Linked DNA regions of Homo sapiens: region 1 is linked to region 2. The links are chromatin contacts, found by Hi-C or POLR2A ChIA-PET in ENCODE. All regions are on one chromosome and are shown on one strand. The core of a region is the stretch at or near the end of the contact, and the rest is flanking DNA. Distances in the headings are between cores, read along the strand shown. Region 1 overlaps RAI1 (retinoic acid induced 1). Region 2 overlaps TOM1L2 (target of myb1 like 2 membrane trafficking protein).

What was found. Hi-C counts contacts between places; a loop is a spot of excess contacts on that map. ChIA-PET counts read pairs that join two places held with the same protein, here RNA polymerase II (POLR2A). Pooled maps may share reads with other maps.
Region 1: POLR2A ChIA-PET joins it to region 2 with 14 read pairs in endothelial cell of umbilical vein. The contact joins two enhancer-like sites. A Hi-C loop is called at or near these places in 6 of 50 pooled maps. POLR2A ChIA-PET finds 5 or more read pairs at or near these places in 5 of 52 experiments (AG04450, GM12878, HCT116 and 2 more).

What each region holds. Positions count from the first base shown.
Region 1 is chr17:17,704,529-17,709,654 of GRCh38, forward strand. The region is part of intron 1 of RAI1 (retinoic acid induced 1); the gene reads left to right. LOC124903943 (a long non-coding RNA gene) reads right to left here. Exons shown (of 2, transcript XR_007065650.1): 2 at 1-5,126. Among named protein-coding and RNA genes, the nearest start is that of RAI1, 26 kb to the left of the region's middle. RefSeq lists a silencer at 1,647-1,941. Within about 2 kb of position 1,788, at least 2 of the 41 ENCODE cell types and tissues checked have a DNase peak (open chromatin) inside an H3K27ac peak, as active enhancers do.
Region 2 is chr17:17,874,812-17,880,510 of GRCh38, forward strand. It overlaps TOM1L2 (target of myb1 like 2 membrane trafficking protein), which reads right to left. Exons shown (of 15, transcript NM_001082968.2): 7 at 4,816-4,932. Among named protein-coding and RNA genes, the nearest start is that of SREBF1, 41 kb to the left of the region's middle. RefSeq lists enhancers at 928-2,127, 2,488-3,209. Within about 2 kb of position 2,805, at least 27 of the 41 ENCODE cell types and tissues checked have a DNase peak (open chromatin) inside an H3K27ac peak, as active enhancers do.

The DNA.
Region 1 (5,126 bases), core at 538-3,037, 170 kb before region 2:
CTGGCACACACAGACAGGAGTTCCGATCTCAACTCCATCCTCATGAGCTCTGTGACCTTGGTGAGTCCCTTTTCTGTGTAGCCTTTAACTCTCATCTGGAACGCAGGATATGCATAGTCCTGACATCAGGACGTTACCATGAGTAGTAAGTGAAACTCCCACTTCAGGTCCTTCGCCTGGTGTCCAGGGCATGGGAGGAGCTAATACGTGGCCTCTGCTGCTTGTGTTGTTATTGGTGGTGGTGTTTGAGATGTCCTTAGAGATGTTGGCCAAAGTTTCCAGTTCCCCACCCTCCCAAGCCCGTGGGGAAATTGTGCTTCCTGGTGGTTTTTGGGTGGGGGGGCCGGGGGAGGGTCATGTGACCAGTTATGGCCCGTGAGGTGTGAGCAGAAGTGACATGTCCCTTCTAGGCCAGAGCCTTTCATGGCCATGAGGATCCACAGAACTCACTTTCCTCTGGTAGACCAAAGTCAAGGTGGCAACTGCTCAGTGAGAGGGAGCCTCCCTGCTACCCCAGTGGATGGTAGTGTGAAGGATAAACCAACTTTTGTTGTTGTGAGCCCTTGAGATTTGAGAGTTTTGTTACAGCAACATGGCTAGCACATCCTGACTGATTCTTCATCATCATCATCATCATCACTCAAGCCTGTCCCCCGGCCAGGGGTCCATCCAGGAGAACAACAGCCATGGAGGAGACCCGTCAAAAAATAGAACTTTATTACCAATCTGTTTCTATAATTGTTTGACTCATTTTCTCACTCATTTGTTTGCTTTATCACCAATTTCTTTACATCATTTATTCCTTCAAAAACATTTCTTGGCTGGGTGCAGTGGGTCACGCCTGTAATCCGAGCACTCTGGGAGCCCAAGGCAGGCAGATCACCTGAGGTCAGGAGTTTGAGACCAGCCTGGCCATCATATAGTGAAACCCCATCTCTACTAAAAAATACAAAAATTCGGTGAGCTGAGATCGTGCCATTGCACTCCAGCCTGGGCAACAAGAACGAAACTCCGTCTCAAAAAACAAAAACAAAAACAAAAACAAAAACGAGCCAGGTGTGGTAGCACACACTTGCAGTCCCAGCTACTTGCAAGGCTGAGGCAGGAGAATCGCTTATACCCAGCGGGCAGAGGTTGCAGTGAGCTGAGATCGCACCACTCTACTCTGGCCTGGGCGACAGTGCAAGACTCCCTCTCTCAAAAAACAAACAAAAAGGCTGGGCACGGTGGCTCACGCCTGTAATCCCAGCACTTTGAGAGGCCGAGGTGGGCAGATCACGAGGTCAAGAGATGGAGACCATCCTGGCCAACATGGTGAAACCCCCTCTCTACTAAAAATACAAAAATTAGCTGGGCATGGTGGCGCGTGCCTGTAGTCCCAGCTACTCGGGAGGCTGAGGCAGGAGAATCTCCTGAATCCGGGAGGCAGAAGTTGCAGTGAGTTGAGATCGCACCACTGCACTCCAGCCTGGCAACAGAGCGAGACTCTGTCTCAAAAAAAAAAAAAAAAAAAAAAAAAGGCAACAAAAACCAAACGCCACTTGACCACCTGTTTCATAGGCCCTGAGGTAGCGCACAGGCCAGCAGGGAGCTATGGATCATTCTGCAGAGCCACGGTGCTTGCCCAGAGGTCAGCAGCCCTATGGGATGCTTGGGGTGGGGCGTCAGATTTGCAGAGCTGGGGCGAGGGAAGGAATGGCACTTGGGGGAGTGGGTCTGCTGGAGAAAGGCCTACAGGTAACAGGAAGCACTAGGCAGTTGGGTCCGGCCAGCAGGGATGGGACCGTGTAGTGGCCAAGCTGGAGGGGGACTTTGGTCCCTGGGTCATGGGGTGTGCAGTGCTCTGCACTGAATGATGAGAGGGCATGCATAGGTGAAACAAGAGGCCAGCTGCTGAAGGGAGGAAGACCAGGTAGGCAGCTGGGCCAAGGATCCAGGTGGACAAGGGCTGGCATGGGTCTGAAGAGGAAGAGCAGGGCCAGGGAAAGCCCAGGGCTGGATGGCCAGTGGTTGTGAGCTGCACCAGCAGCCAGAGGGAGCCGGGGACTGGATGGGGGTGGCCCTGTGCAGTGACGGGGAAAGTTTGAGGGATCAGAGTAGAGTTGGGGCACCCGAGCGGCATCCAGGGGAGATGTCCAGGATGTAGGGTGGTGAATGGACAGGACATTGAAGTGAGAATCACCCCTCCTGCCCATAGACAAACCATTGGTTTGAGGGTGGGGCCTGCCCTGGGAGCCGGGAAGCACACATTTCTTCTCTGTGTGGGCTCAGGGGAAAAAAAGAATTGAAACTCCCACAGGGGAAAAGTTTTTAAAGATTCCACCATTGGAATGCTGGTCTTGTGTAACAGGAATGTTTTAATCCATGCATTTGAAACACAGTTATTGAGATCCTACTGTGAGCTGGGCTCTGCCCTAGGTGCCCATGGGTGAGCAGACAGACAGCGATCTCTGCCCTGGTGAGCTCCTTCCTGTCTTAGTGGGAGACAGGCAGCTAATGACGAGCAATCTGGGGCATGCTCCTTAGTCCTAAGCTACTCAGGAGGCTGAGGCAGGCAGATCGCTTGAGTTCAGGAGTTCGAGGCCAGCCTGGGCTACATAGCAGAACCCCGCCTCTACAAAAAATACATAAATTAGCTGGGCATGGTGGTGTGTACCTGTATTCTCAGCTACTCAGGAGGCTGAGGTGGGAAGATCGCTTGAGCCCCGGAGTTTGAATCCAGCCTGGGTAACATAGCAAGACCTTGTCTCTGAAAATAACTAAATACTTTTAAAAAGAAGATAGATGTAGTGAGAAAAAAAAGTAGGTGGGGAAGGGGCTCAGGGATGGGGGAGATGCGTGCAGTTTTAAATTGGAGTGCCAGGAAAGGCCTCCCTGAGAAGGTGACAGGTGAGCAAAGACTCGAGGGAGGTCAGTGAACCTTGCAATGTCAAAGGGAAGGGCATTGCAGGCAGAGGGAATAGCAGTGCAAAGGTCCTGAGGCAGGAACGTGTTTCCATGTTGCAAGAACAGCAGGGGAGCCACTGTGGCTGGAGGGGACTGAGAGAGGGGAGAGGGTTCCTGGAAGACTGTTTGTTTATTTGAGACAGGGTCTCACTCTGTCACCCAGGTTGGAGTGCAGTGGCATGATCTCAGCTCACTGCAACCTCCACCTCCCAGGCTCTAGTGGTCCTCCCACCTCAGCCTCCTGAGTAGCTGGGACCACAGATGCGTGCCACCATGCCCTACTAATTTTTTGTATTTTTGGTAGAGACGGGTTTTTGCCATGTTGCCCAGGCTGGTCTCAAACTCCTAAGCTCAGGCAATCCACCTGCCTCAGCTTCCCAAAGTGCTGGGATCATAGGTGTGAGCCACCGTGCAGGCCAGACTCTAGCTTTCATTCTGAGTGAGCTGGAGACTGCAAGAGGCAGGCTCCAAGCTGACTTACTATCTCACAGGCTCCCTCAGGAGTTGAGGGGGCCAGACAGAGCTTGAAGGGGAGTAGAAGGCTCCTGGAGGCTCTGGCAGACCTCAGAAGCTGCAGCCACATCGACCAAGCTGACCCCACCCACCATCTCCAAGGAATGGGTTAATGGGCACCCCAGGCCTCTCAGGTCTCTGCCTCTGCCTTGCTCCTCCTCCTTCCTCCTGCTGCCACCCTCTGATGGTGCTTCAGCCTGTGCCATTTTTCTGGGTCCTCTCCAAGTGTATATTGACCCTGAGGTGGCAGCAGGAGGGGAGGCAGGCCCCCTCCCCAGGAGGAGACCCCCTTGATGAACTCTGAGAAGCTGGTTGCTTAGCAAGCCCTTTTTTCTCCAACAATACTTGTGCTAATCAGCCTAGATTGAATGAGCAAGGAATTGGCTTTTGCACCTTCCTGTCCTCTCTTCTCATATATATATATACACACACACACACACATATATATATATGTACATTTTTTTCCCTTAGAGACAGAGTCTCACTATGTTGCCCAATCTGGATTCAAAGTCCTAGGCTCAAGCAATCCTCCTACCTTAGCTTCCTGAGTAGCTGGAACTACAGGTGTGTGCTAGAGTGCCTGGCTAGGGACTCCATTCTAGAATCATGGAATCTTAGGGGTCCCCTGGGTTGCATCTTGACTCAGTGAGTGAGTGGGTTACTTTTTCACATCCCTCCTTGTACACCTCCTGTGACTCCTGGCAGCTCACTCTCTTTCTAGCGACTGAGGGCCTCTGGACAAGGTGAGGGGGACAGAGCAATGGTCCAGAAGTTAGAAGACTGTGGTCCCAGTCACAGGCTGGGCACCATAAGTGGACACCATAACTGACCCATCCTCCTTTTGTGCTCAAATGCTGCAGTTCATCCGGAAACAACCAAAACATTCCAGCTTCACAGCTGCCAGGGTTTGGAGTTGAACCCTGTGTCCCGTGCTCCTGCCACCCCTGCTCCAGGCACAAAGGGAACAGTTCGTCAGTCCACCACGGGCCTTTCCTATCCTCAGTTGCAGAGTGGGCCAGGACATGCCGCTTTACAGATGGGAAGACTGAGGCCCAGAGAGTGGAAGGGAAGGAGAGGAGCCCATTCCAGGCTCCCGGCCTGGGATTTTTCCCATATGCTCCAGCAGCCACCCGGGGACCATCATTATGACAATGATGACTGATGGAGGGCCTAGTGTGCCGGGCACTGTGCTGAGAGACCCCAAGGAGGGCGTAGCATCTGTGTCCACAGGAGGAGGCTGTGAGGCTGAGAGTACCTAGGGAGAGCAGAGCTGGAGCTGGCTGGGCTCTGGCCATGCGGCTTTGCTGTTTGCTGTCTGCTGTTTGCCGTATCAAGGGGCGATACTCAGGCGGGCTCCTCTCAGTCTCTCTTCTTTGGTCTCACCTCTACTCAGAAAAGCCCTTTGCTGGCCCCCAAATACTCCTACCCCGACTCTCTTCTCCACCCCTCCAGGCTCCCAAGGCCCCTGCCTGCCTCGGCCTCCCTGCTGGGTTGACCACAGTCAGTCCTGGCTGGAAGCTGACCCTCTCCACAGCTGCCCCAAAATACATGTCACAGTGGGGCATTTGCAGTTCCAGCCTGGGCAGCTGCCCACTAGGTCTCTTTCCTTCCCTTCCCTGGGTCTGCCCCCAGGCCCCTGGCCTCATTCTGGTCCTGAGCTCCCTTCT
Region 2 (5,699 bases), core at 1,555-4,054:
TGGAGAAGCATCCTGATGGCTTTCCAAAGAGCTATGCTAAAGACAGGCCCAGAGACTATGACCTGGGGCTTCCACATCAGGGATTTCCAGGGGTCTCTGCACAGAGAAAGCTTTACCATCTCTTGGCTTCAGTCTTTTACACCTGTCTCAAAAAGGAAGAAAAGGCCATGCGTGGTGGCTCACACCTGTAATCTCAGCACTTTGAGAGGCCGAGGTTGGTGGATCACTTGAGGTCACGAGTTCAAGACCAGACTGGCCAACATGGTGAAACCCCATCTCTACTAAAAATACAAAAATTAGCCAGGCATGATGGCAGGTGCCTGTAATCCCAGCTACTCGGGAGGCTGAAGCAGGAGAATCACTTGAACCCAGGAGGCAGAGGTTCAGTAAGCCAAGATCATGGCATTGCACTCCAGCCTGGGTGACAAAGCGAGACTCCTTCTCAAAAAGAAAAAAAGAAAAAAAAAAAAAAAGGACAGAAGGTGAGAAGGTGAAAGGAGGGCCAGATGTTAAAGACTTTTGCTACCACAGTGCCAGCCGGCCACCTGCATGTCCTCTGTGGTGTCATCACAGCCAGACCCTCAGCAGGCTCACTTGGGAGACTTTCCTCTGCTTCCTCCACCTCCAAATCACTCAAAGTGTGATTCTCTTTGGGCCTAAGACACCCAAGAGCCTACTGCTTGCTCAGGTCACCCTTTCCACTGTGCAACAGCCAGGACAGGAATTTCCTAAACGCTGACGACTTCAGCTTTGGCCTTCTCCCATTTCTGGTCCTCAACAGAGGGAAGAACAGCTGGTCACTTGTACAAAAGCCCTCCAACTATTAGAACACCTTGGTAAATATCCTCTTTTTTCTATCTAATTAATCCCAATGCCTTTATCTTTTCTTCAAGGGACATTCTCATCTCTACCTCACGCAACAGTCTTTTAATCATCTTTATGGATTTCCTCTGAGCCCTCCACAAGTTTGAAGGAACACGGAATAAGGTCCTGAAGATCTGTTTTCTGTTGCTGCAAAGATGGGAGGGAGAAAAAAGTCTTTGTTGATGAGAAAGGGGAATAATGAAGCTAAACATGTAGAATAAACTAGATTTCTCTAGAGAAAATGGCCTTGGCCGTTCTGTCTTTGTTGAAATGAGACGCAAGAAGCAAGAGGAGATACACCATCTGCTACTTGGAGAAACGAGGAGGCCTCTGTTATTATCTTATGCTGATGAACGGCCACAGAAGAACATATATTTTTGGCATCATTGTATTAATTAAAAGTTATTCATTGAAGACAAAGCTCAAAAGGCTAAATTGGGAGAGACAGAGGACACTGGATGACATAATCGCAATCTTTAAAGATCCCAGAAAGCCAAACTCAGGCTTTCTGCAGGTAAGGGCATGCACTTTAGCAGGGACAGATGCAGTGTCTTGAATTTCGGGCCCAGACCTAAGGTTCCTTGAACAGGATGACAAAGATAGGCTTAACCACCAGATGAGAAGTGACGCAGCAGGGTTTTCAGCTGATGGAAGCTCTCCATTTTATGTCTGCTTCTTGTGAAGAACTGCCTATCCCTCCCTGTGGTGGGCTGCCAAATGCTGCCAAATGCCACATTTGTTCCATGTGGAGACTGTGCAGTGGGTGGGGCTTATGGCAATCTTCAAATATTTAAGGATCTACCCATGTGAAAGAGGAATTAGTCTTGTTCTAGTGTCTAAGAAGACAGACCAGGATCAAAGTTATAGGGAGCCACACCTTAGATCAATGTGTGAAAGGGCTTTCTAACAATAGTCACGAAAGCTAGGATTTGTGAGGCCTTGCCTAAGCCCAGCCCTGCGCCAGGCACTGCCAAGGTGCAAGTGATCACTCCAGTCTAGAGAGGAGAAGGGGGCCTGGAGACGGCTGGTGACTTACCTGGCATCGCCCAGCTCATCAGTGGGAGGGCAAGGATGGGGAGGCATTAATTCATAGGCCTGTGTAATTTGTATGCCTGCTGTGCTGCTGCCCGAAGTCTAACCAAGATGTCCATTTGAAAGCAAGAGGGCTGCTGTGAACAGCCTGTCACTGGGGACACGCAGAAAGACCCAACAGATAAGATGCTGTGGAAGAAATCTGAACACAGGTGTAGAACTGAACCAACTTCCTGGAAGGTCTCTCCCAACTCAGAGAGTGGAGGATTTGACGCATAGCTCAAGAGGAGGAGTTGCTGTGTTCACTCTGGGCACCCTTCCTTCCTTCTCCTCAGGCGCTCCAGCTACGCTGACAGCACAGGGTGCTAGAGTGGCCTCAGCCTCTCCTCAAATACAGCCACATACCCATGAGTCTGCAGGCAAACAGCTCACACTGCCAAGCTTCCCTGCTGCTCTTGCTTCACTATGGGAAGCTACACCCAAAAGTGCTTTGCGATGTGCAGGAGGCAACCGGGACATAACCTGCCCACAGTTATGATCATCCTAGGGCTGACACCACCAATTATCTCTCTTCCTATTCCCCCCACCTCCTACCCCAGGAATTTATACTTGAACTGGGAGCAGCTTCTGTTGGTGGGAACATCTGGGTTGTTTCCATGGCCTAGCCAGCACTCTCAGCTCTGTATTCTCTGCCCCGAGCACTCTGGCTGCCCTCCAGCTTGATGGAGGGTCCTGGGGACACATTCTGATTCCAGCACTTTCTAAGCAGACAGTGGTATTTCTCCACATGGAAGGTTGGCTGTTCAGTGTGGCTCTGACCCTTGGGAGACCCTGCCTGCTGGCTTTTGACTGCCAGGGGAAGAAGGGGTGGGAAGATGTCGGCAATGGCGGAGGCGTGCAGCCAACCAGCCAGGACGGCTGTGTCTGTTCACGGCTGTCCACAGTGCTGCCCAGCTCCTGAATCTGCTGTTGCTGGAAGGACAGCCTCCCACTGGCACCGAGAGTCATTCCTTTTCTATTTGATTTATAAGATAGCAGTGAGGGCTGGGAGGCTTGGAGTTGGAACAAAACAGAGGGAAGGAAAACGTCATGGGAAGCAACCTATTTTTGAAAGCTGTGAGCTGACGCCAGGAGATTAGGTTCTGTTTGTCTTGGCTGATGGGCTTGTTTAAAAAAAAAAAAAAATCCCAAACCCCCTCTCCCCCCAAAACACGAAGTATTCCTGCTGTCTGGGTCTGCTCTGGCTGTCTGGAAGCATCTTGGCTTTGTTCAACACACCCCCTGCTGCCAGGAGCACGGCTCTATCCAGAGCAAATCCCCCCTGTCAGCAGGAATTCCGACGCTGACACAGCACAAAGCTGCCTCAAGAGGCCTTCTCAGTTTCTGGACTGACCTCAGAATCCTGTGCATCTGGGTAACGCCTGGCCGAACCTTCCTGCAGGCTAGGAATGGAGGCCAATGACAATGCATTCAAGGGAAGCCAGGTCCCCTGGAGTGTGGCACATATTCAGCTGGATCTGCTGAGCTGAGGCAAGCCTGGGCTGATGCAGGTGTGTCAGGAGTGAGGTCTGGGAACTAGGGAGAGGCCACTCAGGACTCCTCACTGGGGCTGGGCCAAGGGTACTTTTCTCAGCTTCAAGAGCAGGCTGGTGTAGTTACATGGAGACAAGTTGTTTCCCGGTCTATTTCCTGCAAAAAGCTGCAAGCTCCAGGGACCACAGCTCATGCACCTCTGTGCCCCTAGGACTGTGTTTTGTGTCAGGCCTGGAACAGGTCTCCACCCACCCTCACCCCCATAAGAGCCGATGGCTTTGGAGTAGGAAGGGGGCACAATAAGCAGCAACTTGGGACCAGGACAGGGCCTTCACAGGCGGCAAGCATGTGCCAGCAGCAGGGTAGAAGGTGTAGCACTTGGGGACCAAGACTGACAACGGAGGGCCAGACACAAATGGCAGTATCAGCAGCAGCAGCAGGTGTATCATGAGAAACTCATGCCAGGTTGCTAAATCAGTCTGGCTCCTGACCTGTTCCCTCAAGCATCTTGCCTCCCATTGAAAAGTGTGTGGGGCCTTGCAGTTCACAGCATCCTTCTTCCACCCTCCAGAAGGTCACTGCTTCTAAGGGCAGTACCACTGACATTTTCTGCAAATGCCAGGGTCATCTGAGGCTGGGTGTGGTGGAGATCTGGGCACTGGCTCTGGACCTGGCTGCCCTGGGAAACAGGCCTGAGGTGGGGGCCTTGACCCTGGTTTCAGGGGTAGACTGCAGGCCGCCCACTCCTGGACCCCATTCTGCCATGCCCCCAGATCCATGGGCTGTCCAGAGGCGGGGAGGCCAGTTTGCAATGGCAAACCACAATATGCCTGGGAATCCTCAGTGTTAGGGAAAAGCATGGGAGCATCACACTTCATCTCAGTCTCAGGACACCTTGGGGGTGAGGTGCCACTACAAGGGCTCCTGTGCACAGTCAAGGTTGAACAGGCCCTCCTGCAAAATGTGATGTTGAGGGACCAAAATACAGAAATAGTACAAGCTCAACTACATTTAAAATAAACCTACAAAAAAGTCAGAAAGAAAATACATCAAAGCACCTACAGTGGTTATTTACAGATGCTTGGGTCAAAGAAAGTTATTTTCTTTTCTGTGCTTTCTTTTTCTTTCTGTGAGCATGTATTCTACAACTGGCATTTTATAATCAGGAAAAAAATGTTATTAAGGAAAATAAAAAAGACAGACAGTGGTACTGGCCTCTGCCTGTCCGTAGGCAACGTGAGGCTGCATGTGTGCTCACATGGACTATCAACAACAGGGCCACTGGACCTGTCCCGCCTTGCCGCTGTGTCCCCGGGTGGGATCCTCCAACAGTGTACGGTGGAAGAGCTGCCACCACAGGCCAAGTGCTTCTGAAAGATGACTCACCTGCAGCAACTCCAGATCAGATGAATCCTCCTGTCCAGGGACCATTTCTGTTAACATCTCAGACATGACTTTTGTGTTTCCTCGAACGACGTCCAGTTCACTCCGCAGCCTGGCAATCTGGTGGGGGCCACGAGGAAGGAAAGCAGGAAGGAAAGGTCAGTCAGCCTGCACTTGCAATATCAGAATCAGCTTGCTCCTAGTCTAGTGACAATCCTTCTCACTGGGAGATCTGGGTTGCCTTTCTGAGTGCACACTGCAGAGGCCACCTTCTCATCTCCCTCTGGCCTGCCTGTCAGCTCTGAGAGAGCTGAATGGGCCCTGCCACCAACAGTCTGTTGTGCCTCTCTGACTGTGACACGAAAGCAGTACCACGTAGTGAAGGGCTCCGTGTCAGGAGTGCACCAAGCTGGCTCTCCGTCTCGGCTCTCCCACCACGGGAACTTGAGTAGAAGCTGAACCTCTCAGGGCTTCCGTTCCTGCTCTTTAAAATCCAAGTGCAGGAGGGCAGGAGCTCTGAGATCCCTTCAGAGCTGAGATCCTATTCTACAAAGCTCTGAGTTATAGACTCTGCTCCTAGGAGTTTTACATCTAAACACTAGGATCCCTCTGAGAGGCTGGGCAGTGTCAATAGCACTTTTCTGCTGCGGCAAGAATGAGAGAACAGGGGAAGACGACAGGGGAGACACCTTCCCCACCCAGCTCCCTACATGGTAACACAGCCCCTTGAAAAATACCCAAGTTGCCCATCAGCGATCCCAAAGCCTGGACCTGGGCCAAGGCCCAAGGCTCCTCTCCAGCAACAGAGACATCATACACTTTCTCCCCTTGCCCTCAGTCCTGTGCCTCAGATCTGCCCCTTCACTCCCTCAACCCCCTCGAAGGAT